Linked DNA regions of Homo sapiens: regions 2 and 3 are each linked to region 1. Evidence: read pairs that join two places in POLR2A ChIA-PET (ENCODE). Cell type or tissue: PC-9. All regions are shown on one strand. Links, peaks and the distances in the headings refer to the core of each region. The heading gives the core; the rest is flanking DNA. Region 1 holds the start of DGKA (diacylglycerol kinase alpha). Region 2 holds the start of ERBB3 (erb-b2 receptor tyrosine kinase 3). Region 3 overlaps SARNP (SAP domain containing ribonucleoprotein).

Evidence for each region. Peaks named below come from ENCODE experiments on the same cell type or tissue, not always from the same donor. Only the 100,000 strongest peaks of a DNase experiment are listed, where the experiment ranks them.
Region 2: POLR2A ChIA-PET joins it to region 1 with 13 read pairs; 2 of 35 experiments call an interaction of 5 or more read pairs at or near these places.
Region 3: POLR2A ChIA-PET joins it to region 1 with 23 read pairs; 8 of 35 experiments call an interaction of 5 or more read pairs at or near these places.

The regions. Positions count from the first base shown.
Region 1 is chr12:55,928,173-55,938,773 of GRCh38, forward strand. It overlaps DGKA (diacylglycerol kinase alpha), which reads left to right and starts at 2,990. Exons shown (of 24, transcript NM_001345.5): 1 at 2,990-3,172; 2 at 8,251-8,395; 3 at 8,845-8,918; 4 at 9,236-9,371; 5 at 9,806-9,880; 6 at 10,339-10,388. The coding sequence starts at 8,332. In PC-9, for the core only: no CTCF peak of the experiment used is centred there; a DNase peak (open chromatin) is centred at 5,249; H3K4me3 peaks cover 2,555 bases; H3K27ac peaks cover 2,122 bases.
Region 2 is chr12:56,073,331-56,083,931 of GRCh38, forward strand. It overlaps ERBB3 (erb-b2 receptor tyrosine kinase 3), which reads left to right and starts at 6,835. Exons shown (of 28, transcript NM_001982.4): 1 at 6,835-7,052; 2 at 10,421-10,572. The coding sequence starts at 6,971. RefSeq lists enhancers at 4,618-4,667, 6,492-7,482. In PC-9, for the core only: CTCF peaks have their summits at 5,871 and 6,077; DNase peaks (open chromatin) are centred at 5,761, 6,461, 6,761, 7,601 and 1 weaker place; H3K4me3 peaks cover 3,678 bases; H3K27ac peaks cover 3,605 bases.
Region 3 is chr12:55,770,152-55,780,752 of GRCh38, forward strand. The region is part of intron 9 of SARNP (SAP domain containing ribonucleoprotein); the gene reads right to left. Among named protein-coding and RNA genes, the nearest start is that of GDF11, 32 kb to the left of the region's middle. In PC-9, for the core only: no CTCF peak of the experiment used is centred there; no DNase peak of the experiment used is centred there.

The DNA of each region.
Region 1 (10,601 bases), core at 3,274-8,273:
GAGGAGCCCGGCTGCAGGTTCCTCTCCTCAGGTGTCAACTCTGCCCTCCTCCACCCTCATATAGCTTTTTCCTTATCAACCCTTTTACCTTCCTGCTTATATCCCCACTTTGGCTTAGTTTAATGTCCAGCAGTACCCCTGGAACCAGGGAGGAGGCAGGAGGTAAGTATTGGTGACTACCTCCAACACTAGGCAGCATGTCCCATTTAAAAAACAAAACAAAACCCAGGCGCGGTTGCTCACGCCTGTAATCCCAGCACTTTGGGAGGCCAAGGCGGGTGGATCACGAGGTCCGGAGTTCAAGACCAACCTGGCCAAGATGGCGAAACCCCGTCTCTACTAAAAATACAAAAAAATTAGCCGGGCGTGGTGGCGGGTGCCTGTAATCTCAGCTACTCGGGAGGCTGAGGCAGAGAATTTCTTGAATCTGGGAGGCGGAGGTTGCAGTGAGCCAAGATCGCTCCACTGCACTCCAGCTTGGACGACAGAGTGGGACCCCGTCTCAAAAAAAAAAAAAAAAAAAAAAAAAAAAAACTAAAAAACTGAGCAATGGCTGACTAGGACCTTTATAAGACAAATTAGGCCTCAGAAGTTTTCTGGGGGCCGCAGCTTGCCTTCCTTCCCATCCTCCATGTCTGTGACTTCCACTAGAGGCCAATTCAGAATGTCTGGGGGTGGGGCTCATTTAAAAAGTATTTCCAGGCCGGGTGCGGTGTCTCATGCCTGTAATCCCAGCACTTTGGGAGGCCCAGGTGGGCAGATCACTTGAGGTCAGGAGTTCGAGACCAGCCATGGCCAACATGGTGAAATCCCATCTCTACTAAAAATACAAAAATTAGCCGGGTGTGGTGGCGAGTGCCTGTAATCCCAGCTACTCGGGAGGCTGAGGAATGAACCTGGGAGGTGGAGGTTGCAGTGAGCCAAGATCGTGCCACTGCACTCCAGCTTGTATTATAGAGCAAGACTCAGTCTCAAAATAAATAAATAAAAAGTATTTGCATACGATACACTGTTATTGCAAGTGTTGTGACACTGTGGTCTTAAACCCTTGCTCTCTTTTCACCGATTGTACTTCAGCCCTGCAGGGTCTAACATCTTGTCCTTAACCTTGTTATGATTAGACGTGAGAGTGTGGGATGAAGCCTCTAAGAACTAATGGGATACGTTGGTCTTGACTGAACTACCTCAGGAGTGGTCTCTGCAGCTTTCAGAGGCTGCTCAATAGACCTTTGTGCAGGAGGGAAACCTAAAGTCGCCCCTGTTCACTACCAACCCTAGGCCCCCTTCCCACCCCCAGACATCCTGCCTCAGCACTAGGGTTGACAGGAAGTGAAACTCAATTGTCTGCTTAGTAGACCTGCCTGGGACCCAACCCGGGGCCCCGGATGTGGCCCCCCACCCTGAGGAGGAACAGGGCAAAAAAGGCCGGGGAGAACAGGCTGTTGTTTTTTCCTTTCCCTTTGTTCATTGCGGTTTCTTTCTTTCTGATTTTTATGATGTGGTTGATTAAAGAAATGAGCACCTGGAACCGTAGGCATTAAACGCCTCCTTCTTAGATGTTTCTTGGCTTTTCTTCCCCCACCCACACCCCCCAGTAACTGACTTGGGGTATGATGGAGCACAGATCCTAAAGAAGACACAAAGAAGTCTAGAGTAAGACTGATTCCACCTTATTCCTTATTCGAGAGATAACATTACACCCCACTTTGAAGTACCAAAAACTATCTTAAAAGGAGTGTCTTCAACTTTATTTAGGGACATATCTAAAGACGATAGAGTGAGAAACACAGGTAATACATAGGGTGGCATTACTTTGAGCATTCTTTGCAAGGAAAGCTGAGTGCCTTAGAGATTAATATCGTTCCAAGATTTCTAAATGAAAGATCCAGGGACAGAAAACTGATAGGCAGAGGTGTTAGGGGACCTATTCTTACATTGTATGTTTGTTTAAAGTAGCTCAGAGCAGAGAGGCTTTACACACATTGCACCACTCATTGATATAGTCCCTAAACTGGACTATGTTTTTGCTTGTATTGCAGAACTAAGTACAGGACTTAGTGTATAAAAGGCCTTCAGAAGAGTTTGTTTACTATGACTAAGGAGGTCATAGAGGAAGGAGAGATGAAGCTTTGCTAACAGTGAAGAAAATACTGTAAAGACAGGATGGGGAGTGTCAAGGGCCTTGTTTTTTTTTTTTTTTTTTTTTTTTTTTAGACAGAGTTTTGCTCGTGTCACCCAGGCTGGAGTGCAGTGGCATGATCTCGGCTCACTGCAACCTCTGCCTCCCAGGTTCAAGCGATTCTCCTGCCTCAGCCTCGCGAGTAACTGGGACTACAGGCATGTGCCACCACGCCCGGCTAATTTTTTGTATTTTTAGTAGAGACAGGTTTTCACCGTGTTAGCCAGGATGGTCTCAATCTCCTGATCTCGTGATCCGCCTGCCTCAGCCTGCCAAAGTGCTGGGATTACAGGTGTGAGCCACCGCGCCCGGCCTTTGGCCCTTGTCTTTTTATGATTGGGGGTGAGAGGGTGAGACTTGGAGGGGCACAGGAGCAGAGAGACAGACCCCTCTTCAACCTATGCCCGAAATCTCCAGTTTGGATACAACAATACTCCCAAACCCTATTACTCAGCAGCTATATTTCTGGCAAATGTGGAGGAGTCTGTTCCAACAAGCCTGTCTTGAAACAATCAAGAACTGCTTAGATATCCCTGTTTCCACTAGAGGGCCTCATGTATTCATTCCCTTTCCAACCCCCACCAAAAGTATGTATATATTATGTGTGTGTATGTATGCATACACAATACCCACACATGCATATACCCTTCTAGTCAGAGGTCTCCCCTCCCCCTTCTTCCCACCCCCAGGTGTAAGAAGGACGATTCCAGGAACCTAAGGCTTTGTTACTCTGCCCCATTTTCAATGAAGGGTAGGAGGGAGTTAGACAGGGGTTGGGGCGGGGCCAGTGAGCAGGATGCCTGGGTCTCCAGTTCCTGCCAGTGAGTCCCTAGGCCTCCATCTCTCTCCCTTGCTGTACCACCTTCACCACCATCCATGCGACCCCAAGAGCCTTAATGACTCTAGAAGAGACTCCAGGCAGGGGAAGCTGAAAGGACCTTTCACTCCCTACTTTTGGCCAGGGCCTTCTGTGCCACCTGCCAAGACCAGCAGGTAAAGTGGGAGGATGAGGGCGTGGAGAAAGGGTGGACATAGACCAAAGTGCAAAACTCCACCCTAGAATTAAGGAGAGAACATGAGTCTTGACAGGAGGTGTCCTTAGACTGGGGAAAATAGGTCTAAAAGGAAAGAGGAACGTGAAGAAGGTGGGGAGATTGTCTCAAGCAGGGTAGAGCCCGGGGCGGGAGGGAGGTGTTTGGTCAGGTTGTGGAGTTTGGGACTCTGGGCTTGCCCCCGTGGGATCTCCTGAGTGTGAAGTCAGTGGTGGATGGAAGGGAGTTGGTTAGGGAAGTTCAGGATGGCAGCAATCAGGAGAGAATGAGACGTTGGTTGGGTGCCCAACTGCCGAGCTGTTCTGTTAGCGGCCCGCCCGGTATCTTGGTCTCCCAGGTTTGGGATGAAGGGAGAGGCTGTGAGTGATTAGAAAGAAGGGAAAATAGAAGCAGAGCTGCCGCCGGCGCGGGAAGAAGATGAGGAGCGCAGCAAATGGAGAAAATGTGTCCAAAGCCCCGGACATATTCGAGGGAGGGTGGAGCAGGTTATGGTGAACTGGAAACCTAGAAACGGGCCTCTCCAACTTCGAAGTTCCCAGAGTCGGGGGCGCCGGGCGCGGGCGCGGCGGGCAGGCTGGGGTGGGGGGCGGGCAGCTATGTCGTCAGGAACGGGGCGGCCCCGCTGCGGCCGCGTCTGCCTGGCCCGTCCCCTCCAGCCCAGCTCGGGCTCCAGCTCCAGCGCCGGCGCTTCAGCTGCGACCGCGAGCCCTCTCAAGCAAGGTAGAGACCCCGCGAGCCCCCCAGCGCCCCACCCTCCCCCATCGGAAAAGGACAGGGGTAGGGAAGCCGAGGACCCACGGGCTGCGTTCGTGCTGCTGGGTCGGGAAGGAGGAAGCGTGACAGCTGGAGCGGGTATCGAGAAGGGTCTGCGCTGGGACGCGGGGGTGCAGCGGGAGGGCTGGGCCCGAACCCGGTGGGTAACGTTTCCCAGACCTTCCCCTCCATCCCTCCCGCTCATTCGGAGGGATGGTGAAGCCCGGTTCCTGGGACCCGACTCGGAGGGAAGTCCTCTTCGGAACCTCCACAGTGCCGCACGGGTGGAGAAGGGTTCTTGTTTGGCCTCCAGGTCCCCAACTTCCCACCCCATCCTCTCCCCACCTGTCACTGGGAAGTTTCTGAAAATACCTGAGTCTGAATCTCACTTTTCACCTTGATAGGAGAAATGAGCCTTCCTGAGGAAGAATGGCAAATATTACTGGGCATCTCTTCAGCCTCAGCACAGACAAGCCCACATCCCCCAACCATGCCAGTATCGTAACTTCCTCCTATACTACGCAATGACACCCTCTACACACACACACACACGCACACACACACACACACACACACACACACACAACCCCCTCAGCCAGGTGTAGCACTGCAGTCTTCAGTGTTTGTGGAGGCTTAATAAGTTTTGAGGCTTCAAGCAAATGATTCCCTCTTGAGGGCTACCTACTAGCAGCAACGGTCAGGGAGAGGAGGAGGATACAGTCTATGATGTGATTAAGGAATTCAGAAGTCCAGGTAATCAGGCCTGGGCCCTCAAATTCGGGGCTCCTGCCCCTCTGGGGCAGCCTCAATATTCTGGAGACATAGCTATTTCCTGAGTAATGGTCGACTTAAAGGACTTGGAATGTGAGCAATGAACGCTTAAGTGAAAAAAGGAAACTTTAAATACTAACACAGGCTTTGGAAACAATATTTATCTCTTGGTTAAAATTTTAGTATTTGATGTTTAAAATTAGATCCAGAGAGCCATGAGCTCTAAGATTTAGTGGAATGTACTAAGGATGGGTGTCTAGAGTCTGACTGTGCCCTTAAGAGAGTAATTCTCTCTCTATGCCTCAATTTCCTCCTCTGTAAAATACGAGGGTTGGTGACTCCCAGCTCTGTGGATGTTCTAAGATTCTCTGCCTCCAAGTCAACTTCTTCCTTTCTCGCCCCAATTGGGTAGGGGCGGGCAGGGAAACCAGAGGAGGGAAGGGAAGGGTGAGTCACAAATAGCTGGCAGGCTGGCAGCAGACCCCACCCTCCCAGCCCTGGCCTTCGCCTAGACTAGCCCAGGTTATAGCCTCAGGGTTGGGATGGACCTGGAGGAAAAAAAATGGACTTGTTCTAGGTCTTCAAGTCCCCAGGATCCCACAGTTTGCTGCCCTTCAGCTCCAGGGATAGCTAAACTTTCAGTCAGAGAAGTCAAGAAAACCACTGAAAAGATCCCAGGAGCACTCGTTTCCAAGATTCCAGCCCAGGGGTGTCCTTGAACCCTGAGAGTCTAGCTCTAGCCACCTCGTCATCCTCCCAGAGGCAAAGTTCAGAATCCTGATACTACATGTTTGCACCTGACAGATATATTAATAACAAGGGGTAAGACGTACAACTGGGCTTCACTGATGCTAGCAGTCCCTGAAATTTATGCCTTCCTGGTTCAAAGACATCATTTTTCCTAATCTCCAGAAATGTTTCTCTAGGTACTACCCTTGTGTAATAATGATAATAGCTGATGTTCATTGAGTTCTTATTCTGTGCCATGCTGTTTGCTAAGTACATTGCATATATCATCTTATTTAATGCCCACATTGCGACTGATTTCTGTAGGTGCCCACTTTACTGATGAGAAAACTGAGGCTCAGGGAGATGAAATGACCTTTTAAAGAGCTAGGATTCTGATCCTTGCCTGTCCAATTTGCAAGTCCATTCTCTTAACTTCTACTGTATACTACTTCTCCAGGTTTAAGACCTGGGGAGCTAGGAAGGAGCAAGAAAGAGTTAGATCATTGTAAAAAGAGAGGCAGAGAAGAAGCCTGTCCTCTCTCCTTTGCATTGTAACTTGTTTGCTCCCTCCTTGTCACTTTCTCCCTCAGATTCCATTTCCTAGAACTTTGGAGTCATCTTAGAATCCCCAGGGGTAATCAGAGAGGCTAATTAAGCTATAGAGGCCCCATTAGCCATAAGACTATTAGTATTCATTAGGTCTGTTGGCAGCAGAAGTTGGACTATGGTCATTGAAAAGTGCCAGATGGGTAGAGTCCTTTCTCTAGGATGTCAGTATCCCAGAACCCTCTTCTGAGTGTTCCCAGAGAGCTGCTGGAATAGGAATGGTGTGCTGCATAAAAGTAGGCAGCAGAGATGTCCCAAGGGAAGAGGCTGCAGAGAAAGTTCTTGCATCATCAGAAAGGAAAAGGGCTAGGCTGTTCTTGAACACCCAAACTGCTTCCCTTACCCAACAAGCCCTAAATGAGTGGGTGGAGATCAGGGTGTTTGATGGGGTAGTCAATAAGTGCTTTTCAGCATCATTCATTTATTTAACAAATATTTATTTAGCACCTACTCTATGTACTACAAATTATCTCCTTTCCTCTGACTGTCAGGTGGACACTCTGGCATCCTATTCCCATGTAACCATATTTGGATTAATAGCCCCAAATTATGAATCCCCAGCTTTACACAATCATGTGTACAACCAATATTCAGCACCCACTACATACTGGGAAGGGTATCCCAGGCAGACAGAACAGTAAGACTCATTGCTTTGAGCAGGGGAGAGCTTGGCATGCCTGAGGAACAGAAAGGAGCACAGTGAGACCAGATGGCGGGGTGTGAGGAGAGAGTGGAACAAGAGGAGGGCAGAGGGACAAACAGAGGCACTACCACATGGCCTTGGGCTGGAGCCTTGGATTTTCCATCTATCAACTGCCTTAGGAAATCCAAGCTTCTCTGAGCTCCAGTTTCTTCATCTGTAGAATGGTTATGCCAATAATTTCCTATGTCTGATGATTTGATTCTAATTGTTAGTACAATAATAACTAGCATTTCTTGTAGGCCTCCTAAATGTCAGGCATTGTATGAGTGACTTTTCATATATTGTTTTACGTAAGCCACACAACTGTGAAAAATGGTTCTCATTCTCCCCATTTTGCAGATATAACTTCCCCAAGTCACACAGTGGTATCAGAGCTAAGAATGGGACCCAGATATGACTGATCTAGTTCTGTTCCAAAACCGTGCTGTATTATATTAACGTAAGATATGTTATTATCATTACTGAATCAAGGAAAGTCGCCCACTGCACCTTGGTCCCTGGATCCAGTAGCCAAAACCTGGGGCTCCCTAAGCACTGCTGACCTAGCGGAGTGGAAGGAAGTTCCCAGGAGCCGAGACACTAGCACTCGGCTCCATCGTCCCAGGACTGGGAAACACTAGATCTGTTGGCAGCAGAAGTTGGATTATAGTCATTGAAAAGTGCCAGATGGGTAGAGTCCTTTCTCTAGGATGTCAGTATCCCAGAACCCTCTTCTGAGGAAGAGACTCTGTGGGTACCCAGAGTCTCTTCCCCTGCCTCTTCCCTACCCCGCGCCTAGTTCCCCACCCTTCCCTAGTGGAGCTCCGCGGAACGCAGTCCAGGCGGGGCCGGGGCTAGGGACCTTGCCAGAGCTGGTTCTGTGTCGCGCGTCAGAAGCGCTAGAGGTCGTTGCGTGGCGTGGGTGGCTCGGGGAGTGGGTGGCTGAGCGGAGCTGGGGTCCCTGGCCAGAGGCGGAACAAAATGGGGTCATGGCCAGGAAGACGCGCTAACGCAGTAAGAGTCACTCAGAGGGCCGGAACTGCCGGAACTGCCGAAGACCCGAGATGGGAGAGAGCTCAGGATGGGGAGAGTCTGCAGAGATTGACGATGGTGGAAGAAAGCGCAGAAACAGACAAGGGACACACCCACAGAAACATATATAGACTGAGAAAGCCGGGTGCGGGTGGGAAGGTGAGGGTGGTCAGATGAATCAAGATAGGTTGGGGGAGAGGGAGAAGGATCCAGAAATGGAGAGACAGAGATGAGTCAGAGAAACAGAGACAGAGGACAGACACTGTCAGGGAAGGTAGAGGCATAGGGAAGAGGGACACAGGGAAAGGAAGATGTTTAGGGAGGGACTAGGAGAGAAGGAAAGAACAAAAAATAATAGTGGGAGTAGAGACAGAATGGAACAGACAGAAGAAAAGACACCCAGACAGCTGGCTCTTCCCACTGTACGCTCTGTCACCTTTCCCCAGGCCTACCCTCTGAAGAGGTCCAAGCAACGGAAGTACTACTACGAAGCTGCCTTTCTGGCCATCCTTGAGAAAAATAGACAGATGGCCAAGGAGAGGGGCCTAATAAGCCCCAGTGATTTTGCCCAGCTGCAAAAATACATGGAATGTGAGTCTTCCTGTCAGGCCTTCAGTTCTGGAGACCCTGCCCCAGAGAATCCCTCCTCCTCCTCATTACACCCCCTGCCCCCCAGCTTCCTCAGTGGCTTTGAGCAGTGTGCTGCTCAGATGTGCCCATGACTGGAAATGGGAGGAGTGGGAGATGGGGAGATGTCAGAAAAAGATCCGGATCTACCACAGTCTAACTGGGCTGCATTGTGCAAGGTCTCGGCTCTCTACCCACCTTCGCTATACCTGGACTGCTTGCTCCAGCTCTCAGAGAAGAGGAGTAAAGAGTGGTACTGTTTTGGAGGATCTGAAATATTTTTCCCTCTGTATTTCTGTGTTTCTTCTTGGAATTTCTTCATCTCATTTGAATCTTTTTTCCTGCTGGATTTCTCTGGCAAGAGAACTCAGCTGGACTAATAATGCTGTTCTCTTACTCTCTCTACACCCTAGACTCCACCAAAAAGGTCAGTGATGTCCTAAAGCTCTTCGAGGATGGCGAGATGGCTAAATATGTCCAAGGAGATGTGAGTGGCAGCTGGGAAATCTTCTTCTTGATCAACTCTTCCCATCTTTGTTTTTGATCCCCAACTTCCAGGAATTATTCTGGGCCTGCCCCTCACTATCCCCTCTAGAGATACCCTAGTGTCCATTGTCACTCTGACTATTGCTTTAGGATAAAACAAGGGATTCTATTAACTCAGGACTTAATCAAAGAAACCATACTCCTGCCTCAGATGCTTCTCAGCTCTGCATTTATTATCCCTGTCCCCGCTACTCCCAATTCTTCAGCCCCAGCTCTGACCTTGCAGACTCCCCAGGATAATGCTCACTCTCATTATAGGCCATTGGGTACGAGGGATTCCAGCAATTCCTGAAAATCTATCTCGAAGTGGATAATGTTCCCAGACACCTAAGCCTGGCACTGTTTCAATCCTTTGAGACTGGTCACTGCTTAAATGAGACAAATGTGACAAAAGGTATGGTCAAGCAGGTAGGACTGGGCTAAGCCTCTGGCAGAAAAATCAAACTAGTATGGATTTGGGGTTGAGAATTAACTTGAGTCACACGTTGTGCAGGTTGGGGGAAATTGGTGGAGAATAGTCAGGCTGGTCTAGGAGCTAAAGGGAGGAAAGGTAAAGGGGAAAGGTAAGTCGAGGGCAGTGGCTCACACCTGTAGTCCCAGCACTTTGGGAAGCTGAGGTGGGAGGATTGCTTGAGGCCAGGAGTTCAAGGTGCAGTGAGCAGTAATCATGCCACTGCACTCCAGCCTCAGTGACAGAGCAAGACCCTGTCTCTCAAAAAAATCAGTAAATCTTTTTTTTAAAAAAAGGGAGAGGTGGGACAAACAAAGGATAAAACATGAGCCAAAGTGGAGGGAGCCCTGACTTCTGATCTGCTTTTTTGTAACCAGATGTGGTGTGTCTCAATGATGTTTCCTGCTACTTTTCCCTTCTGGAGGGTGGTCGGCCAGAAGACAAGTTAGAATGTGAGTTGCCCTTCTGAAGTGAGGTGGCAGGGCAGTGAAGGGAGAGAGAGGTGTTTCCCATCCTCCTTTCCCTTATTCCTTCAGGATTCCTAAAGGCTGACAGGTCTAGACAAAGGTGGGGCCAGAGAATGAGCCCATTTCCTGTGTTCTCCCAGACTATTTATACCTAATACCCTTCACCATAGTCACCCCAGTACCCATGTCTTGTGCATTCCCATGTAGGCGGCCTAGGATGTCCTTGGGATATGGATTATGTATTGTCTCCCCTGACACATTCACTGAGGGTAGAGTCCATGCCTGTTTTCCTTTCCTTTTTGTCTCTCTCTCAGTCCCATCCCAGGCTCTAGGCTTCTCACCCAAAAGCTCTCTCCCTGTCTCTTTGTTTCCCCCATATTCTGGTATGAATTCTTTGGGTATCTCTCACAAACTGACCCTGGCCCCCCTAAAACACCCCACAGTCACCTTCAAGCTGTACGACACGGACAGAAATGGGATCCTGGACAGCTCAGTGAGTTGGGGACCCTGTATGCTGGGCAAGGGAATATGTGTTAATTTGTCTGCACCCTCCTGCCCCAACTCTTCCAGGGTCTTAAGAAACAGAAGAGGATGGGGGGAGAGGTTGAGTCCTCTAGGACTAAATTTGAAAGTAAGTCCCAAGCTCTTGACCCCTCAAAGAGAATGCTGGATACATGAATTGGGTCTGCCTTACAAACATACAAAC
Region 2 (10,601 bases), core at 3,974-8,973, 150 kb after region 1:
ACTGTAACCTCCGCCTCCCAAGTTCAAGTGATTCTCCTGCCTCAGCCTCCCAAGTAGCTGGGATTACAGGCACCTGCCACAATGCCTGGCTGGTTTTTTGTATTTTTAGTAAGGACAGGGCTTCATTATGTTGGCCATGCTGGTCTTGAACTCCTGACCTTGCGATCCGCCTGCCTCAGCCTCCCAAAGTCCTGTGATTAGAGGCATGAGCCACCGCGCCCAGCCTAAGATGAGATTTTAATATGTGACAAAATTCAAGGGAAAAAGTTCGGGACAAAAGAGAAAGTGTTACATAATGGTAGAATAAACAAGAAAGCAAGAAAATATAACCACTGCAAATGTACTTGCCAATATAGATTCAGAATATACAAATACCTCTTCTAAATCTTCTTGTAAACAAGAAAAAAGAAACACAATATACAAATAGTAATAGTTAACTTTATTGAGTACCTTTGATGTGTCAGGCACGTGCCATAGGCTTTATATTTGTTTGTTTGTTTGTTTTTTGAGACAGAGTCTCACTCTGTCGCCCAAGCTGGAGTACAGTGATGCGATCTCAGCTCACTGCAACCTCCGCCTCCCAGGTTCAAGCTATTCTCCTGCCTCAGCCTCATGAGTAGCTGGGACTACAGGCATGCACCACAATGTCTGGTTAATGTTTTTGTATTTTTGGTAGAGACAGGGTTTCACCGCATTAGTCAGGCTGGTTGCAAACTCCTGACCTCGAATGATCTGCCCGCCTCGGCCTCCCAAAGTGCTGGGATTACAGGCGTGAGCCACCAGGCCTGGCCTTACCTAGGATTTCTTTATTATTTTTGTATGATGTAGAGATGGGGAGTCTGGCTATGTTGGCTAAGCTGGTCTTGAACTCCTGGCCTCTGCAATCCTCCCACCTCAGTTTGCCCAAATTGTTTGGATTTCAGGCATGAACCACCATGCCTGGCCTTACCTAGGATTTCTTACTGTTCTACTGAGACTAGTGATCTGCCCACCTTGGCCTCCCAAAGTGCTGGGATTACAGGCATGAGCCACTGCACCTGGCCCAGGATGATTTCTTTTACTTTTATTTTCACAGTAAAATAATAGCCAAAGTCATCAGCTAAGAGTAAGGAAAGATAAAGGGATGCTGGAAAACTGCAGAGATTGTTCATAAATAAAGCCTCCCTTCTTTCATTTATTCAGTCAGGACAGCACCCAACAGAGGTGGCCAGTTACTTGGCAGCTTTATCTACTGTGTATATCCGGGATGCTTAGCATGACGTGTCCCTAAGTGTTGAAGAATCCATCGCATCTTGGGATCTAGCTGAGAGGGAAGGGTTGGGGTTGGGAAAATAGCAATAGATACAGCTAGCGTTCATTGAATGCTTCTTAAAGGTTGAGCACAGTAATTCAGAGCTCCACCTGACTTTTCTCATTGAATCCAAACAACAGTCAGCCAGATGCAGTGGCTCACGCCTGTAATCCCAGCACTTTGGGAGGCTGAGGCGAGTGGATCACCTGAGGTCAGGGGTTCAAGACCAATCTGGCCAAAATGGTGAAACCCCATCTCTACTAAAAATACAAAAATTAGCCAGGCGTGGTGGCAGGCGCCAGTAATCCCAGCTACTCGGGAGGCTGAGGCAGGAGAATCACTTGAACCCAAGAGGTGGAGGTTGCAGTGAGCCAAGATCACCCCATTGCACTCCAGTCTGGGCAACAAGAGCGAAACTCCGTCTCAGAAAAAAAAAAATCCAATCAACAGTCTTTTTTTTTTTAAGGTTTTTTTTTTTTTAATTTATTTTTTTATTGATAATTCTTGGGTGTTTCTCACAGAGGGGGATTTGGCAGGGTCATGGGACAATAGTGGAGGGAAGGTCAGCAGATAAACAAGTGAACAAAGGTCTCTGGTTTTCCTAGGCAGAGGACCCTGCGGCCTTCCGCAGTGTTTGTGTCCCTGATTACTTGAGATTGGGGAGTGGTGATGACTCTTAATGAGCATGCTGCCTTCAAGCATCTGTTTAACAAAGCACATCTTGCACCGCCCTTAATCCATTTAACCCTGAGTGGACACAGCACATGTTTCAGAGAGCACAGGGTTGGGGGTAAGGTCACAGATCAACAGGATCCCAAGGCAGAAGAATTTTTCTTAGTGCAGAACAAAATGAAAAGTCTCCCATGTCTACTTCTTTCTACACAGACACGGCAACCATCCGATTTCTCAATCTTTTCCCCACCTTTCCCGCCTTTCTATTCCACAAAGCCGCCATTGTCATCCTGGCCCGTTCTCAATGAGCTGTTGGGTACACCTCCCAGACGGGGTGGTGGCCGGGCAGAGGTGCCCCTCACCTCCCAGACGGGGCGGCTGGCCGGGCGGGGGGCTGACCCCCCCACCTCCCTCCCGGACGGGGCGGCTGGCCGGGCGGGGGGCTGACCCCCCAACCTCCCTCCCCGACGGGGCGGCTGGCCGGGCGGGGGGCTGACCCCCCCACCTCCCTCCTGGACGGGGCGGCTGATCGGGCGAGGGGCTGACCCCCCCATCTCCCTCCCGGATGGGGTGGCTGCCGGGCGGAGACTCTCCTCACTTCCCAGATGGGGTGGCTGCCGGGCGGAGAGGCTCCTCACTTCTCAGACGGGGCAGCTGCCGGACGGAGGGGCTCCTCACTTCTCAGACGGGGTGGTTGCCAGGCAGAGGGTCTCCTCACTTCTCAGACGGGGCGGCCGAGCAGAGACGCTCTTCACCTCCCAGACGGGGTCGCTGCCGGGCAGAGGCGCTCCTCATATCCCAGATGGGGCGGCGGGGCAGAGGCGCTCCCCACATCTCAGACAATGGGCGGCCGGGCAGAGACGCTCCTCACTTCCTAGATGTGATGGCGGCCGGGAAGAGGCGCTCCTCACTTCCTAGATGGGATGGCGGCAGGGCGGAGACGCTCCTCACTTTCCAGACTGGGCAGCCAGGCAGAGGGGCTCCTCACATCCCAGACGATGGGCGGCCAGGCAGAGACACTCCTCACTTCCCAGACGGGGTGGCGGCCGGGCAGAGGCTGCAATCTCAGCACTTTGGGAGGCCAAGGCAGGCGGCTGGGAGGTGTAGGTTGTAGTGAGCCGAGATCACGCCACTGCACTCCAGCCTGGGCACCATTGAGCACTGAGTGAACGAGACTCCGTCTGCAATCCCGGCACCTCGGGAGGCCGAGGCTGGCGGATCACTCGCGGTTAGGGGCTGGAGACCGGCCCGGCCAACACAGCGAAACCCCGTCTCCACCAAAACCAGTCAGGCGTGGCGGCGCGTGCCTGCAATCGCAGGCACTCGGCAGGCTGAGGCAGGAGAATCAGGCAGGGAGGTTGCAGTGAGCCGAGATGGCAGCAGTACAGTCCAGCTTCGGCTCCGCATGAGAGGGAGACCGTGGAAAGAGAGGGAGACCGTGGGGAGAGGGAGAGGGGGAGGGGGAGGGGGAGGGGGAGGGACCAATCAACAGTCTTATAAGTAGATACAACAGTGTATAAACAAGGAAACCAAGGAAGATTTTTCTCCTTCAGAACTCGGACCCTGAATACCAGGTTGAGCTGGAGCTGAGTGAGTAATAAAATGAAAGGCCCTTTAATGTGGGGGAGGGTAGGTAGGAGTGGAGACCCTTAAGTAGTATCAGCACTGTTGTCTGATGGGAGTGTGAATCTGAACACATGAAGCTCCAGTCTCAGTAGAACAGTAAGAAATCCTAAGTAAGGCCAGGCATGGTTCACATCTGAAATCCTAACAATTTGGGTAAACTGAGGTGGAAGGATTGCAGAGGCCAGGAGTTCAAGACCAGCTTGGGCAACATAGCCAGACCCCCACCCCCACCCCCGCATCTCCATATCATACAAAAATAATAAAGAAATCCTAGGTAAGGCCAGATGGTAAGGCCAGGTGTGGTGGCTCATGCCTGTAATCCCAGCACTTTGGGAGGCCGAGGTGGGTGGATTGCCCAAGGTCAGGAGTTCAAGACCAGCTTGGTCAACACAGTGAAACCCCGTCTCTACTAAAAATACAAAAATTAGCTAGGTGTTGTGGCAGGCACCTGTAATCTCAACTACTCAGGAGGCTGAGGCAGGAGAATAGCTTGAACCCAAGAGGCAGAGGTTGCAGTGAGCCAAGATCGAGCCATTGCACTCCAGCCTGGGCACCAAAAGCGAAACTCAGGAGAATGCCTTGAACCCAGGAGGCAGAGGTTGCAGTGAGCTGAGATCACGCCATTGCACTCCAGCCTGGGTGACAGAGCGAGACTCCATCTCAAAAACAAACAAACAAATAAACAAAGTAGCCAGACATTTTGGTGCCCACCTGTAGACTCAGTTACTAGGGAGGCTGAAGTGGGAGAATCACCTGAGCCTGGGAAGTTGAGGCTGCTGTGAGCCATGATTGCACCACTGCACTCCAGCCTGGGTGACAGAGGGAGATCCTGTCTCAAAAAAAGGAAAAAAAGCCAGGTGTGGTGGCTCACACCTGTAATCCCAGCACTTTGGGAGGCTGAGGTGGGTGGATCACCTGAGGTCAGGAATTAGAGACTAGTCTGGCCATCACAGTGAAACCCCATCTCTACTAAAAATACAAAAAATTAGCCGGGCTTGGTGGCGCACGCCTTGTAGCCCCAGCTACTTGGAAGCCTGAGGCAGGAGAATCACTTGAACTCAGTAGTGAGCTGAGATCAGGCCACTGCACTCCAGCCTGGGTGACAGAAACAGAACAAGATTCCGTGTCAAAAAAAAAAAAGCAACAGACCAGAAGGCCATGAGGTCAAACAAAACAATGTTTTGTTTTTGTTTTGAGATGGCGTCTCACTCTGTCGCCCAAGCTGGAGTGCAGTGATGCAATCTCAGCTCACTGCAACCTCCACCTCCCGGGTTCAAGCGATTCTCCTGCCTCAGTCTCCTAAGTAGCTGGGATTACAGGTGCCCACCATCATGCCCAGCTAATTTTTGTATTTTTAGTAGAGACGGTGTTTCACTATGTTGACTAGGCTGGTCTCGAACTCCTGACCTCAAGTGATCTGCCCGCCTCGGCCTCCCAAAGTGCTGGGATTACAGGCATGAGCCACCGCGCCCAGCCGAATGTTTTGTTTTTTAAGATGGAAGATATCCCAGCACTTTGGCAGGCTGAAGCAGGTGGATCATTCCAGCTTGGGCAACAAGAGCGAAACTCTGTCTCAAAAAAAAAAAAAAAGAAAAGAAAAAAAAAGAGAGAAAGAAACCCTAGGTAAAAGTCTGAGCCCCACCTCCCAATCACCTGATCACCTCAACCACTGTCACCAGGTGGATGACCTTGGAGAGGTCACACACTTCTAGTTCTGTAAAATGGGGAGTTATATTGCCTAAATCATATAATTTTTATGTTAAGTGACACATTCTCTAAGGCACTAAGTTTGAGGACATACTTTGTAAATGAAATGATATATGGAAATGTTTGTATATGTTAATGGTTTTGTTGTTGCTATTATTATTATGACTACTATACACATGGTCTGGAGAAAGCCAACCTCCCCAAAGCGGAGATTCTCCAGTAGAGAACAGGCCCTCTAGGTTGCATATCAATAGGGAGCATGTTTAAGGAATGTTAGCCGGTAGTCTTTGCTAGGTGTGAGGGGTGAAATTTTTCTTTATCAAGGCTCAACTGTTTTCGAAGTCTTCAGGCTTGAAGTTCTGGAGAAAACAACTAGGCTCTCCGGGCGAGATCCCGAATACCAGTTTAAGGGATTTGAAATGCAAGGCCGTCTGGGACTCCACTGCCACGGATGGGCACCAGGCGGCGCCGGTCGGATCCGTCCCGGGACTAGCAGGGCTTTGGGCAGCAACCCGCAGGGAGCCCGACCGCCTCTGGCCAGGTCCGGGCAGCTGGTGGGGGAGGTTCCAGAGGTCCACGCCATTCGTGGACGCAGTCTCTAGTGTCCTCTCCGCGTCCCACTTCACTGCCCCATCCCCTTTCCTGCGAGAGCCTGGACTTGGAAGGCACCTGGGAGGGTGTAAGCGCCTTGGTGTGTGCCCATCTGGGTCCCCAGAAGAGCGGCGGGAACTGCGGCCGCCCGGACGGTGCGGCCAGACTCCAGTGTGGAAGGGGAGGCAGCTGTTCTCCCAGGCGGCCGTGGGGGGCAGCAGAGGGGACGGCGACAGGTGCGGGAGCCCCTCCCGGGGTAGAAGTGGAAAGGCGGGCTCCGGGGTCTGTTCCCAGGCTGGAAACCACCCCCGCCCCCCATCCAAATCCCCGGGAGAGGCCCGGCCGGCGCCGGGTCTGGAGGAGGAAGCGGCCAGAGACAGTGCAATTTCACGCGGTCTCTGTGGCTCGGGTTCCTGGGCTGGGTGGATGAATTATGGGGTTTCGAGTCTGGGAGAAACTGAGGTGGCCTGGACGTGAGGCAAAAAACACCCTCCCCCTCAAAAACACACAGAGAGAAATATTCACATTCTGAGAGAAAATCCACCAAGTGAACCAACCGGCTAGGGGAGTTGAGTGATTTGGTTAATGGGCGAGGCCAACTTTCAGGGGGCAGGGCTTTGGAGAGCTTTCCACTCCCTCATTCATTACCCTTCCCTGGATCTGGGGGCTTTCGGAATCTCGACCTCCCCTTGGCCTATCTCCTGCAGAAAAATTAGGGTGAGCCCCATCCTCGATCTGCTCCGCCAAGTTGCGGGACCGCGGGGCGTGGCACGCTCGGGGCAGGCGGTCCGAGGCTCCGCAATCCCTACTCCAGCCTCGCGCGGGAGGGGGCGCGGCCGTGACTCACCCCCTTCCCTCTGCGTTCCTCCCTCCCTCTCTCTCTCTCTCTCACACACACACACCCCTCCCCTGCCATCCCTCCCCGGACTCCGGCTCCGGCTCCGATTGCAATTTGCAACCTCCGCTGCCGTCGCCGCAGCAGCCACCAATTCGCCAGCGGTTCAGGTGGCTCTTGCCTCGATGTCCTAGCCTAGGGGCCCCCGGGCCGGACTTGGCTGGGCTCCCTTCACCCTCTGCGGAGTCATGAGGGCGAACGACGCTCTGCAGGTGCTGGGCTTGCTTTTCAGCCTGGCCCGGGGCTCCGAGGTGGGCAACTCTCAGGCAGGTAAGTGGCGCGAGAGCACCGGCGGGCTCGGCACCTGGGAGCCGGAACCCAGTGCGCGCAGCCTCGGAGGGTATGGGCACGGTCTCAGGCGGCGCGGGGTTGTGGGTGCTGCCCCCGGTTTGCCAGGACCACCTGGGAGAGGGGCGGTCAGGCTCGGGTTATCGGCGTGGTCCGGCCGAGGGCGGCATTCCGGGACCCTCACGCCACCCTTCTCCAGAGCGTCGCCGACCCTCTAATTGGTCTCCCCAGAAGAGGCTGAGGCCGAAACAGTAGTTCACACTTCTGAGGGGCCCTGCAGGGAGGGGAGCAGGGAACTTCATTCTGTAAACAGGAGGTGCTTGGAGGTGGGGGCCTTGGCGGGAAGGGTCTCGGTTTGCTCGCCAACCCCCTGCCCCCCACCCGCGCCGATTTCAGCTACCCCTAGTTTCGTTGTTTTGCCGACAGGGCGGAGCTACAGAAGGTTGGAGGGGGTTGTTGTTCTCTGGTGTTGGAAAAACAGGAGCGGCACCTCCTCTTCCGTGAGTGAGCCTGCCCTGGGGAGGTCTGAGATTAACCAGAGGGCCAAGTTCAGGTGACATCAGGCAGGAGGCCCAACAGAGGCTGGCGCCCCCTTTCCTCAGTATAGCAGAGCTTAAGCAACATCTCTTTGTCAAGACCCAGGTCAACACAACTCATATTTATTGAGCATCTACTATACACAAGGCCCTGGGCCAGGAGCTGTAAGGGCAAGGATGTCCAGCCTCTGGTCTTTTCTCTCCCCAACCTGAGGATCAAGAGGGCACCTCTGCTACTTTCTAAGCCTCCTGCCTTGGGGAGTCCTTCCTGGGCTCAGCTTGTGCCTCCCGCCCCCATTTTGCTTATTGTCTGACACTGTCTCTAGGACCCTAGACAGAGCCCCGGATTGCTCTTCTCCAGTCCTCCCCCGACTCCCATGCTATCTGAGCCCACCCCTTTGGGGTGTCTCTGGGACCGTGGACACCTGAGGACTGAAGTTCTGTGGATCTCCTCCCCTCCCCTCAGATCTCAGCTTGGGGTTTGGCACAGCCAGGGCCCCTTCCCCAGTGTGGGAGTGGAAGAAACCACCTGTGCTTCCCTCACAGTTGCTGGGCCTAAATTTAGATCCTGGGATTTTTAGATGTGAACACTCCCAGCTGGTGGAGGGGGGTGGTCTGGGGACTGGCGTGGGAGGGAGCAGTGGAGTGACTGTATAACTGTCCCATCCAGACTCCTGCAATCTTCACCCAGAAACCCAGGAGTACCAGAGTCTGGCCACCCTCCCTGGGGAGGCAGGAGGCAGGCATGGTTGGGTCTCTTTACCCTTTATCTGGGTCCTGCAGCCTCTGGGCATCCGGCCCTGTCTCAGTCCTTCTATAGCCCCTTTGTCCTGGCTGTGATGGGGGTGGGGGATGTTGGAGGGGAGGCCTCTGGTTGAGGAGGGGCTGGAGATTCTGGCTCTATCCCACCCCTAGTGCTCTCTACCAAAGGAGGGCCTGTGACACTGCCCCTCCCTATGCTCCCGGTTCCTGGGTACAGCAGGGATTTTTATGATTCCCTTCCCCTGCCCTGCTCCCCAAGCTGCCTAGCTCCTCCCCAGAGGTGTTGTTTGTGCTCCCTTCCTGCCCAGGCCCTTTGCCCCCTGTTTGTGTAATATGGACTTTACCCTCAGGGTAGCAGGGAACTGGGCTACCTCTAACACTGTAGCCTTCCAAGCACAGACACAAAGTCTGCACAAACACTTATGGGCACGTGGGATAGATGGGGCCACCTGAAATACTTCCTGCAAGGAAACCCAACTATAGATTCCTGAGCCAGCAGGACCAATGTGTACGTGTTCGTGTGTACATTGTGTGTGTATGTGTGTGCCCACACTACTACTTCCCTGTGCAGAAAGCTTGGCTCCTCCCTTATCTGGGGAGAAGTGTTGGCACTATAACTTGGGAAAGGGGGTATCCTGCCAGGAAGGGGATTGGGGTGGGGCTGTTCCAGAAATGACTAACCTTCCTAGTCTCTTTCATTTCAACCCAAGGACCCTGGAGTTCCCAGCTCCTCTGGAACTAGCTCTCTTTGCTGGGACTAGCCAACCTTCATGGGGAGTGATAAGGAGCCCTCCAAGGTCAAGAAGTCAGACTAGGGGTGTATGTTATAGGAGGGATTGGGGCCTCACCAGTCTCCCTCCCTCCATTCCCACTGTTGCCTCCCACTGAGCTACCACCGCCTCAGGGAAGGGTGGCTGGAACAGGTGGTATCTACCCCCTACTCCCCACCCCACACATGGTCTTTCCCTGAACCAGAGGAAAGAGACTGGGGTAGGGCTTCAGAGTCCAGGACTTCCCATAGCCCGTTGTCCACCACATTTGCAAAGAAGAGTGAACTCCCAAGGCTGACATGCCATGTACCTCTAGTCTAGGCTCTCCCCTAGTGTGGGTGAGGATTGCCATGGTGAAAGGCTTTTTCATGAACCTCTTCTAACAATGAAATTGTGTGGAGGCTCAATATGGGGCATCTGCTACTATCTCTCTCCAGGTTCCTCTGTATTTGCTGAAAAATACTCTAGGGCTGGAAAGTGATGCTGAGGTTGCTAGAGTGTGTTGGGATGGGGGAGAGAGTGAGAAGGAAACCCTGAGTTTAGGAAGGCGGGGAGGCAACTAGCTCCTTATCTTTCAGCTTTAAAGACAAAGCTCCCATTGACCCCCCCTCACCCCAGCACTGCCAGAGCTCCCCCCTCTACTGAGGTCACTTGTCTGAGCCCAAGGCTTGAGGGTGGAGGGGAGTGCTGCTGAGGACGGGGTGTCTAGGGACAGGGTGGGGCAGCCCCCCTCCTGGATAGAATCGCCTCATTGTGGGCTGGACTGTGGCCCCAGGCACTGCCCCCACCCTCTGCCCCCATCCCACCCTCAGTAGACACAATAGGGGCTGTGTACTAGTCCCAAAGAGATATTTATTCCAGGACCTAGAGAGAGGCAGGATGAGGGTAGAGAAGTGAGTGCCCTAGTTGGAGGGGGAGAGGAGGGTAATCAAAGTTGCGGCCTTTTCCTAACTTCTCTTTTCTAGGGAGAGAAACAAATTCCCTGTCTTCCTTCTCAGTTAACCCCTTAGTACCCAAAAGAAGCACAGAGGGGTCCCAGGTTGAAAAAGGAAATCTTTTCACCTTCCCATTCATGGAATGGTAAGGGGATTCTGAGAAGAGAGAAAGCTCTCAGGCCACTACAGCTTCTGCCTATCGCTTGTGGGAGGGTTGGAGGCAAATGCCATCTGATCCTGTCTAATGTAACTGGAAGAGGGCAACCAAGGGGGTGATCTTTGGGGATGGCAGATGGGCTGAGAATTTGTGTCCAGCCCTCAGCCACTCTTCCCTCTGCTTTGAACAGTGTGTCCTGGGACTCTGAATGGCCTGAGTGTGACCGGCGATGCTGAGAACCAATACCAGACACTGTACAAGCTCTACGAGAGGTGTGAGGTGGTGATGGGGAACCTTGAGATTGTGCTCACGGGACACAATGCCGACCTCTCCTTCCTGCAGGTTAGTGAGCCCACCCTCCTTCCTCAACC
Region 3 (10,601 bases), core at 2,646-7,645, 160 kb before region 1:
TGGAATTTATTTTAAAATACTCAATGTCCTCAGAAGAAAAAAGAGAGAGGAAAGAGTCATCAGGTTATAACTAGAATTTTTTTTTTTTTTTTGAGATGGAGTCTCGCTCTGTCGCCCAGGCTGGAGTGCAGTGGCGTGATCTCAGCTCACTGCAAGCTCCGCCTCCTGGGTTCAGGCCATTCTCCTGCCTCAGTCTCCCGAGTAGCTGGGACTTACAGGCGCCCACCACCACGCCCAGCTAGGTTTTTTTTTTTTTTTTCCGTATTTTTAGTAGAGACGGGTTTACACCGTGTTAGCCAGGATGGTCTCGATCTCCTGACCTCATGATCCGCCTGCCTCAGTCTCCCAAAGTGCTGTGATTACAGGCATGAGCCACCACGCCCAGCCTATAACTAGAAATTTTAAATTAAGGGTTCTTAGCAATGATTTCCATGGCATATATACTGTAGCCAGGAAGTAAGTTGCAAAAGGAAGATCAGATGCAACAATTGGCAGCTGAATACCACAGATATTTTCTAAAGTGTCTGTTCCCTTTTTACAGCAGAGTACCATTACTATGTCTACCCAAAATGGAGTTCTAACTTTATTTTCTAAACCCAACCTGTGTCTTCAAGATATAAAGTCATGAGAACATTTTTCAAAACTTACTAATTTTATCCTAAATACAGTAAAGAATACTGCTCCTTGCTTGTGTGCCATGGCTGTTTACTCTGCCAAAAGGGGTCCAATTTGATGTAATTAGCATCCCATGGGTTGTGTGTTGAAAGCATTCACCTTCTTCAATCTTTTTTTTTTTTTTTTTTAACAGAGTTTCGCTCTTGTTGCCCAAGCTGGAGTGTGCAATGATGTGATCTCGGCTCACTGCAACCTCTCCTTCCCGGGTTCAAGTGATTCTCCTGCCTCAGCCTCCCAAGTAGCTGGGATTACAGGCGCATGCCACCACGCCTGGCTGTTTTTTGTTTGTTTGTTTGTTTGTTTGTATTTTTAGTAGAAACGGGGTTTCACCATGTTAGCCAGGCTGGTCTCGAACTCCTGACCTCAGGTGATCCGCCTGCCCCGGCCTCCCAAAGTGCTGGGATTGCAGGTGTGAGCCACTGTGCCCGGCCCACCTTCTTCAATCTTATTACCAGTGCCACTCCGGATCATATAAAAAGAAACTAGGAGAAACAAAGCAAAGTGTAACCCAAGCATCATTAGGAATTTGAACTCAGTAATTCCCAAGAACACAAAGCATGAGTACTTTCACTGGATTCAAATAAGAAACATCGTTATTCTCTGCGACCAAAAGAATTAACCAAGCCAGGCACTGTTCCTGGTCAAGTGTAACAAGCTCACTCACTTATCATCCCTCCTTATACCATGTGTGAGAAGCAGAAATTCCAATCTAAAGAGTCCAGTCAGAAAAATCCTTAGAAGCAGAAAGAAGCATTTCAGGGGAGCTCAGGTACTGCTATTATTTTCCCCCTCAAAAGTCTTTTCCCTAGAGTGATGGAAGAGAGGCTGACAGAGAGCTAAGATGTCATATTTCACAAAAATAACAAATAACTGCCCCCCTTTGTAAATGAGTTACCATACTAAGATGTTAATAGTTCTCAGGCCAGTCTGATTTCCAAAGGAATGTAAGGTAGCATGGCAAAAAGGAAAAGAGGGAGCCTGAATCTCAGTGCCACGTGACTGATGGCAGGATGAAAAGCAGAGCCTGGGGGCTTTCAGGCGATGGTAGATTAATGATGACACGGCCTTGACTTCCCAGAGGTAAAGGTTATGAAACACTCCAGGGTAAGCGAGCTTCCAATTTCATACTCTCAGGATGAATGACAGCAACTGATGGTTATTCTCTCAGAAACACTTGGATGCTTAAAAACACAGCTGTCACCTCCCCTGCCCCAGTTTCTGAAACTGTTTATTCCCGAGCCTTTATGCCAACCAGACGACAGAACATAGGGTGGTCCCAAAAATCAATGCACAGAGCTTAAGTAGATGAAGGTGAGAGACCAGACTAGCAGCAAGTACACCGCCTTAGCAAATAATATGGTAGAGACACTCCAACACTATCCACACATATACACATAACACACCTCCCCAATATAACCACCTTAACCTACTCTCAATAATCTCTTTCAAGTGTGAGATCAGTATCAACTTTCTAGGGCTGGTAGGGTGCTAGGAACTTTAAAGTTACACGACAATTAGAGAACACCAGGAATTGCATCTCCTCTTATCTTCACAGGATTTGAAGCCCAAGAACACAGTCAGCTCAGAACCACTCACTCACTAGGTTCTACCACTTTTTCTTTCTCTTGTCCAAATCAAGCTCTTTCCCCAACCCCCACTCCTCTTCAACCCCAGAGGAGGTCGTTTCGGTCTTGCTCTAGCTGATTGTAGGACAAAGCAAGGCAGGCAGAGGAAATGAAGGTGTCACACTTGACACCCCCAGAAATCAAGTTTCTATTAAAAGTCCCCATCTCCCTCCTTTAAAAGCCAAGGAGCTGCTGCTTTTGAGGATAAGTGATGCAGAGCCTGGCAGAAATGTCAAGAAGTCAGTAGAGGGAAGCTGAAACTTTTTTTTTTTTTTTTTTTGAGACAGAGTTTTGCTCTTTCTGCCCAGGATGGAGTGCAATGGCATGATCTCAGCTCACCACAACCTTCACCTCCCGGGTTCAAGTGATTCTCCTGCCTCAGCCTCCCGAGTAGCTGGGATTACAGGCACGCAACACCACGCCCGGCTAATTTTGTATTTTTCAGTAGAGACAGGGTTTCTCCATGTTGGCCAGGCTGGTCTCTAACTTCCAATCTCAGGTGATCTGCCCGCCTCGGCCTCCCAAAGTGCTGGGATTACAGGCGTGAGCCACCATGCCCAGCCTGGGAAGCTGAAACTTTTCAGGAGACGTGAATGCTGTCTTAGCCAAAACATACAGAGAAGGGAGGACAGTTACCTGACCATTCAGAAATTTAGAGTGAGCACTAGGAAAACAGATTATTTTCATCTAAAGTATTTAAAAATGCAGATTTCAGGCCACAACCCAACCTAATTAATCTGTATCTCAAAAGGGAAGGCCTACAGAGCTGTATTTTTTAAAGGGTCCCCTGTAACCCTTACATGCAACCATTATTTGGGGCCAATTTCAAGTAGCTTTGAAAAAATATAGACCAAACAACTTTTTAAAATTTCTCATCAAGTCCAAGTAAGACTCCCATCCTGCTCCAATTATCTCCTATAAATGCTAAGGGTATTCCAAAGTTTATGCTTCCTACAAAAACTATTTCAGCTGCAGAGATGTGAGGGGTAAAAAGAGAGATGTGAAGAAATCACAGAGGACTCTAGGTAGCACACCTGTCTTATTGCTCTCCTACAATTCAAATAGAAAAGCAGAGAGAATCTTTCATCATAGTTCAATACAGAAAGAACGTGCCAAAACAAGATCAGGGCACACTGCAGTTATGTGGGGAAAAGAGGGAGGCAACTAGGTTGCAGCACACAAAGGCATTTTTTCCTACAGAACTGACACAAAGGAAAAGGAGTAATATCAATAAAGTGGGGGAAAAGGAAAATGGGATTTCTTCTTCTTCTTTTTTGAGACAGAGTTTTGCTCTTGTCGCCCAGGCTGGAGTGCAATGGTGCGATCTCTGCTCACTGCAACCCTCCACCTCCCAGGTTCAAGTGATTCTCCTGCCTCAGCCTCCTGAGTAGCTGGGAATACAGGTGCCCACCACACCAGCTAATTTTTGTATTTTTAGTAGAGACGGGGTTTCACCATGTTGGCCAGGCTGGTCCCGAACTCCTGACCTCAAGTGATCCACCCGCCTTGGCCTCCCAAAATGCTAGGATTACAGGCATGAGCCAATGCACCTGGCCCTTTTTTCTTTTTGAGACAGAGTCTCTCGCTCTGTCACCCAGGCTGGAGTGCAGTGGCACAACCATAGCTCGCTGCAGCCTGGACCTCCTTGGCTCAAGCAATCCTCCCACCTCAGCCTCCCAAGTAGCTGGGACTTCAGGCATGCCACCCCACCCAGCTAATTGTTTATTTTCTTGTAGAGACAAGGTCTCACTATGCTGCACAGGCTGGTCTCAATTCCTGGGCTCAAGTGATCCTCCCACTCTGGCCTCCCAAAGTGTTGGGATTACAGGCACGAGCCACTGTACCACATTTGTTCATTTCTAACTGCTCCTTCTTTTCAACCACCTCATACCTAAGCATGGGTACGATATGCAAATTCTGTAACTGACTCCTCTATACCCCAATAAACTCCCTACCAATAATTACTTTCTAATGTCAAGATCAACGGGCTAGGCACGGTGGCTCATGCCTGTAATCCCAGGACTTTGGGAGGCCTACGTGGGTGGATCACTTTGAGGTCAAGAGTTCAAGACCAGCCTAGCCGACACGGTGAAACCCCGTCTCTACTGAAAAAAAAAAAAAAACAAACAAAAAAAAAAAAACAAAAATTAGCCAGGTGTGGCGGCATGCACCTGTAATCCCAGCTACTCGGGAGGTTGAGGCAGGAAAATTGATTAAACCCAGGAAGTGGAGGTTGCAGTGGGAGGTTCCAGCTTGGGTGACAAGAGCAAAAGCACCCTCAAAATAAATAAATAAAATAAAATGAAGTCCAGCTCAAGTATTTCAAATATAATCTCCTTCTCAGTTACGCATCTCCCCTGCCAGGGATTTCCAGATTTAATATTTGTTACAAACTCCAAATATACAACACCCTGAAAACACATTTCTATTTGTTTTTTTTTTTTTTTTTTTGGCAGATGGAGTCTCGCTCTGTCGCCCAGACTGGAGCACAGTGGCGCAATCTTGGCTCACTGCAACCTCCACCTCCCAGGTTTAAGCCATTCTCCTGCCTCAGCCTCCCAAATAGCTGGGATTACAAGTGTGTGCCACCACACCCGACTAATTTTTTTGTATTTTTAGTAGAGATGGGGTTTCACCGTGTTAGCCAGGATGGTCTCCATCTCCTGACCTCGTGATCCGCCTGCCTCAGCCTCCCAAAGCACTGGGATTACAGGTGCGAGCCACCACGCCCAGCCACACATTTCTATTTCTTTCCTAAGAATATGCTCTGGGAGTTAAAAGGTTAAAATTAAAAAAAAAAAAAAAAAAGAACATGAAAAAAAGATGGACAAGCATGGTGGCTCACGCCTGTAATCCCCAGCACTTTAGGAGGCTGAGGTGGGTGGATCACCCAAAGTCAGGAGTTCGAGACCAGCCTGGCCAACATGGGTGAAACCCGGCCTCTACCAAAGATACAAAAATTAGCCGGGCATGGTGGTGCATACTTGCAGTCCCAGCTACTCAGGAGGCTGAGGCAGGAGAATTGTTTGAACCCAGGAGGCAGAGATTTGCAGTGAGCTGGGATCGCGCTCTGTCTCAAAAAAAAAAAAACAAAAAACAAAAACAAAAAAAAAAAACTATGAAAAAAAGAGTAGCAAAGGAAGGGGAGAGGAAGAAAGGAGTTAAAATTTTCTAGATCTTAACAAGGGACTTCATATTATATTAAAAATGGGGTCTTTGCTAATTTACAAACATCACCAACAAGTATTCCCCTTAAAACATCTCCAATTTGATGTCCTGCCTCATCCCCACCTCCATCTCCAAAATACTATGGGATCTGACCTTCTTCAGCTATCAGTCATGAAGAGCAACTCTGCTATTTTGGTGAGTATATAAGAAAATGAACTATCCCATAATTGTTCAATCTTATTTTAACTGAACCCACATATATAAGCCTCTCAAGTATTAACATACATTCTAAACATTCCCATTCTGCCATTGCTCTCACATGAGGAGCCTTTAACCAAAATTTCCTATCAAAAAAATTAATCACATACACATATACCAAAAAATTCCTTCCCCAACACCACTTTATTTCCTCCCATACAGACTCTGAAGGATATACAGTTGTCCCTCAGTATCCAAGAAGTAATGGTTCAAGGACCACCCCTGCCTCCACCCGCAGATACCAAAATCTGTGGGTGCTCAAGTCCCTTATATAAAATGACATAAGGCTAGGTGCAGTGGCTTCCGTCTGCAATCCAAGCACTTTGAGAGGCAAGAGGACTCCTTGAGCCCAGGAGTTTGATACCAGCCTGGGCAAAATAGGGAGACCCTGTCTCTGCAAACTAAAATTAGCCGGGTGTGGTGGTGCATGCCTGTGGTCCCAGCTACTTGTTGGGGATGAGGTGGGATTACTTGAGCCTAGGAGGTGGAGGCTGCAGTGAGCCATGATCTGGGACACGGCACTCTATAAGTGAGACCACATCTTTAAAAACAAAACAAAACAAAAAAATAGCATAGTATTTGCATATAAACTATGCTCATCCGCCTACATACTTTAAATCATCTCTAGAGTACTTATGTATAAATAGCTGTTATACAATACTGCTTCATTTGTATTATTTTTTATTGTTGTATTTTTCCCCCCAAATGCTTTTGATCCACAGATGTGGAACCCATGGATACAGAGGGCTGAGTATACTTGGATTCAGAGAGCTCACATTTCACCACAGCTGGGGAGAGTATCTGGGAGTGTGGATAGATATTGCTTCACTTAGAAAGGCCAGGCCAACTATCTATCACCCTAAAATTAGATATACAACTGGATATAATGTAATTTTTAAAATTATTTACCTTATGTACTAAGAGTGGTACTTTCAAAAGAAAAAAGAAAAAACTCTTACCCAGACAATAAGCCCATCTCAAGAACCAGGCTGGCAAAAACAACTGAACCAGTTTGTCTGGCAAAAACAAACTGAATATTGAAAAGTAAAACAGACTTAACAGAATCCAGCACTCTTCTCCCTTTCAGGCTGTGTTTACTCTTGTGGCAAAGACGAGCAGGGGGCCAAAGAGAGGCATAAAACTTGTTTTTTATCAAAGTCATCAGTTCTGACACGTTAGACGAAGGAATGCAAAGACATTATGGAGGGGGTATTGACCAGGGAAAATAGAAAAGAGTTTTTTCTTACTACAAATTTCTTTACCTGAAGTTCTTCAGGTGCAAATTCAATGAATGAAATCAGAGAGAAATACATAAAATTAAAAGGTACAAGAGCTTAATGATCTCAGCCATGCACCTTTAGGGAAGTCTAAACATCTAACATAACTTTCCCAAATACCTAGTTTACAGTAAATATAGGGCAAGGCACCAGCCATGAATGTTGACATAGCATCAAAAATTTCACCTTGTTTCTCTAAATTTTAAAAACTTTTCCTTTTTTTTTTATTTTTTTTTTTGAGATGGAGTCTCGCTCTGTCGCCCAGGCTGGAGTGCAGTGGCACCATCTAGGCTCACTGCAACCTCTGCCTCCCGGGTTCAAGCGATTCTCCTGCCTCAGCCTCCCGAGTAGCTGGGACTACGGGCACATGCCACCATGCGCTGCTAATTTTTTGTATTTTTAGTAGAGACAGGGTTTCATCATGTTAGCCAGGATGTTCTCGATCTCCTGACCTCATGATCCACCTGCCTCGGCCTCCCTAAGTGCTGGTATTACAGGTGTGAGCCACCACACCCAGCCAAACCTTTCCTCTTAAAATGTTCAACTTATATGTCTAACGTCTCTTGTCCAATTTTTTCCTCATACACTGGCTACGTAAAAAGTATGTGTTGGAGGATTAGGGAATAGTGGGACAGTAGAAAGAGAAGTTGAGCAAAGAAACACCTGTCTCCTACTTCTCTGGTTGAATTTAGAATACATTGTCTAGCGCCCTAGTTAGGAGAGAGAAAAATTCCATTCTGCCTCTTTGCTCTTCCAAATTCCTATAGCCAAGTTGTTCAACAGCAGTTGAATGGCACACATAATTGACATCATTGATTGGAACCATAATAAAAGTAAGAAGTGTGGGTGTGGGGGAAACTGGGAAGGGAGGGAGATGATGTATTTGTGTTACAGACAAAAGACAAGTTCTGTTCCTCCGCAGGGACAAATGAAGAACCAGATGATGGAATAAACTGAGGTCAGAGAGTTTCCCCCATTGTTTCCTCTTTTTTTTAATTATTATTATTTTTGAGAGCAAGTCTCTCTCTGTTGCCCAGGCTGGAGTGCAGTGGCATGATCTCAGCTTACTGAGACCTCCACCTCCACGGTTCAAGCAATTCTCGTGATTCAGCCTCCCGAGTAGTTGGGACTACAGGTGTGAGCCAACACACTCAGCTAATTTTTGTATTTTTAGTAAAGATGGGGTTTCACCATGTTGGCCAGGCTGGTCTCAAACTCCTGACCTGAGGTGATCTGCCTGCCTCGGCCTCTCAAAGTGCTGAGATTACAAGTGTGAGCCACTGTGCTGACCTGTTTCCCCTTTAAACAGCTCCTTTTACCACTCCCTCAAAGTTTGTTCCATTGGGAGGGTGGAGAAAAGTAGTGTCTTTTTTTTATCTTAAAGGGGAGGAGACAGAAAAGAAGAAAACAGATATAGGATTACACGTTGTATCTCTCCTTGAAAAGGCCCAATATTTATTTTCAAAGTATTATGAATGAAAAGGGAATGTAAAGGAGTGGTTAAATATTTGTTTAGTCTTAAAAATGCTCCAAGAGGCCAGGTGTGGTAGCTCACGCCTGTAATCCCAGCACTTTGGGAGGCTGAGGCTGGCGGATCACAAGATCAGGAGTTTAAGATCAGCTTGGCCAACATGGTGAAACTCTGTCTCTACTAAAGATACAAAAAATTAGCCGGGCATGGTGGCGCACACTTGTAATCCAAGCTATTCAGGAGGCTGAGGCAGGAGAATCACTTGAACCTGAGAGGCAGAGGTTGCAGTGAGCCAAGATCGTGCCATTGCACTCCAGCCTGGGCGACAGGGCGAGACTGTCTCAAAAAGCAAAGCAAAACAAAACAAAACAAAACAAAACAAAACACAAAACACAAAAAACTAAACAAACAAAAAACTCCAAGAATGTTATCTAAGAAATCCTGAAGACTATGTGAGGTTGAGTTTTAGCTTTTCCTGAAATTTATCTTCTAAGATAACCACTCTCTCAACTGCTATCTCTATCTACCATAGAGTTATCTTCTTTCCTTGTTGGTTAATCTAAGTTGAAAAGAACATAGTTATTCAAATGGAAGAAGGATTTTGGGGAAAACTGATAACCTAGGATGAAGGAGGGGGGAAATTCCCCCAAAAGCTCTTGATCAGTGAGGTATCAATGGCTGAGGGAGCCTACGTTGAGTTTTGTTTTTTCCACTTAGATGTCTACTATCTGCGTTTTTCTTGGTCCCATGGCTGTATGAGAAAGAGAAATGGAGAATTAAATTTTACACTAAGCCTAGGCACTGCTGCTTGAGTATATTTGAATAGAACCCAAACTTACTAAGCAGGCTACTTTTCCAACTTACTCTGGAAACTAATTCTTCTACCACTACTTCCTTTAAAGATATTCTACCAAACTCTTCACCATAGCTTATGGTTCCTTAGGTTTATAAAGTTCCATGTTGGTAATATCCTATGCATGGCCCCATCATTCTTCCTTTGGAAAAGGTTTATACAGCCATACTTAAACTAAGAAATCCTAATTACAGACCCTCTGAGAAGACTGATGACCAACTTCTAAATCCATAGTACAGTAGTCCCTCTTATACAAGGGGGATACATTCCAAAACCCCCTGAAGCCACGAATAGTACCAAACCCTATATATACTATGATTTTACCTGTAATTTTAATTTATAAATTAGACACAATAAAAGATTAATAGCAATAATGAAATAGAACAGGCCAGGCATGGTGGCCCAACCCTGCAATCCCAGCAGTTTGCGAGACCAAGGCGGGAGGATCACTTGAGCCCAAGAGTTTGAGACCAGCTTGGGTAACACAGTGAGACCCTGTCTCCACAAAAAAATTGAAAAATTGACCGGGCGTGTTGGTCTGTGCCTGTAGTCCCAGCTACTCAGGAGGCTGAGGTGGGAGGGTCACTTAAACCCGGGAGGTGGAGGCTGCAGTTAGCTGTGATCATGCCACTGCACTTCAGCCTGGGCGACAGAGCAAGACCTTGTCTCCAAATAAGTAAATAAATAAATAAGGCCGGGCACAGTGGCTCATGCCTGTAATCTCAGCACTTTGGGAGGCCAAGGTGGATAGATCACAAGGTCAGGAGTTCAAGACCAGCCTGGCCAATATGGTGGAACCCCATCTCTATTAAAAACACACAAAAAATTAGCCGGGCATAGTAGCACATGCCCGTAATCCCAGCTATTCGGGAGGCTGAGGCAGGAGAATTGCTTGAACCTGGGAGGCAGAGGTTGCAGTGAGCTCAGATTGCGCCACTGCATTCCAGCCTGGGCAACAGAGCAACTCTGTCTCAAAAAATGAAAAAGAAAGAAAAGAGAAGAGAAGAGAAGAGAAAAGAAAAGAAAAGAAAAGAAAGAAAGATTAGCTGGGCATAGTGGCACATGCCTGTAATCCCAGCTACTTGGGAAGCTGAAGCAGGAGAATCACTTGAACCCGGGAAGCAGAGGTTGCAGTGATCCGAGATCACGCCATTGCACTCCACCCTGGGCAACAAGTGCAAAACTCTGTCTCAAAAAAAAAAAATTATAACAATATGCCAGCATCACTACTCTTGTGCATTAGGGCCAATATTAAGTAAAATAACAGTTACTTC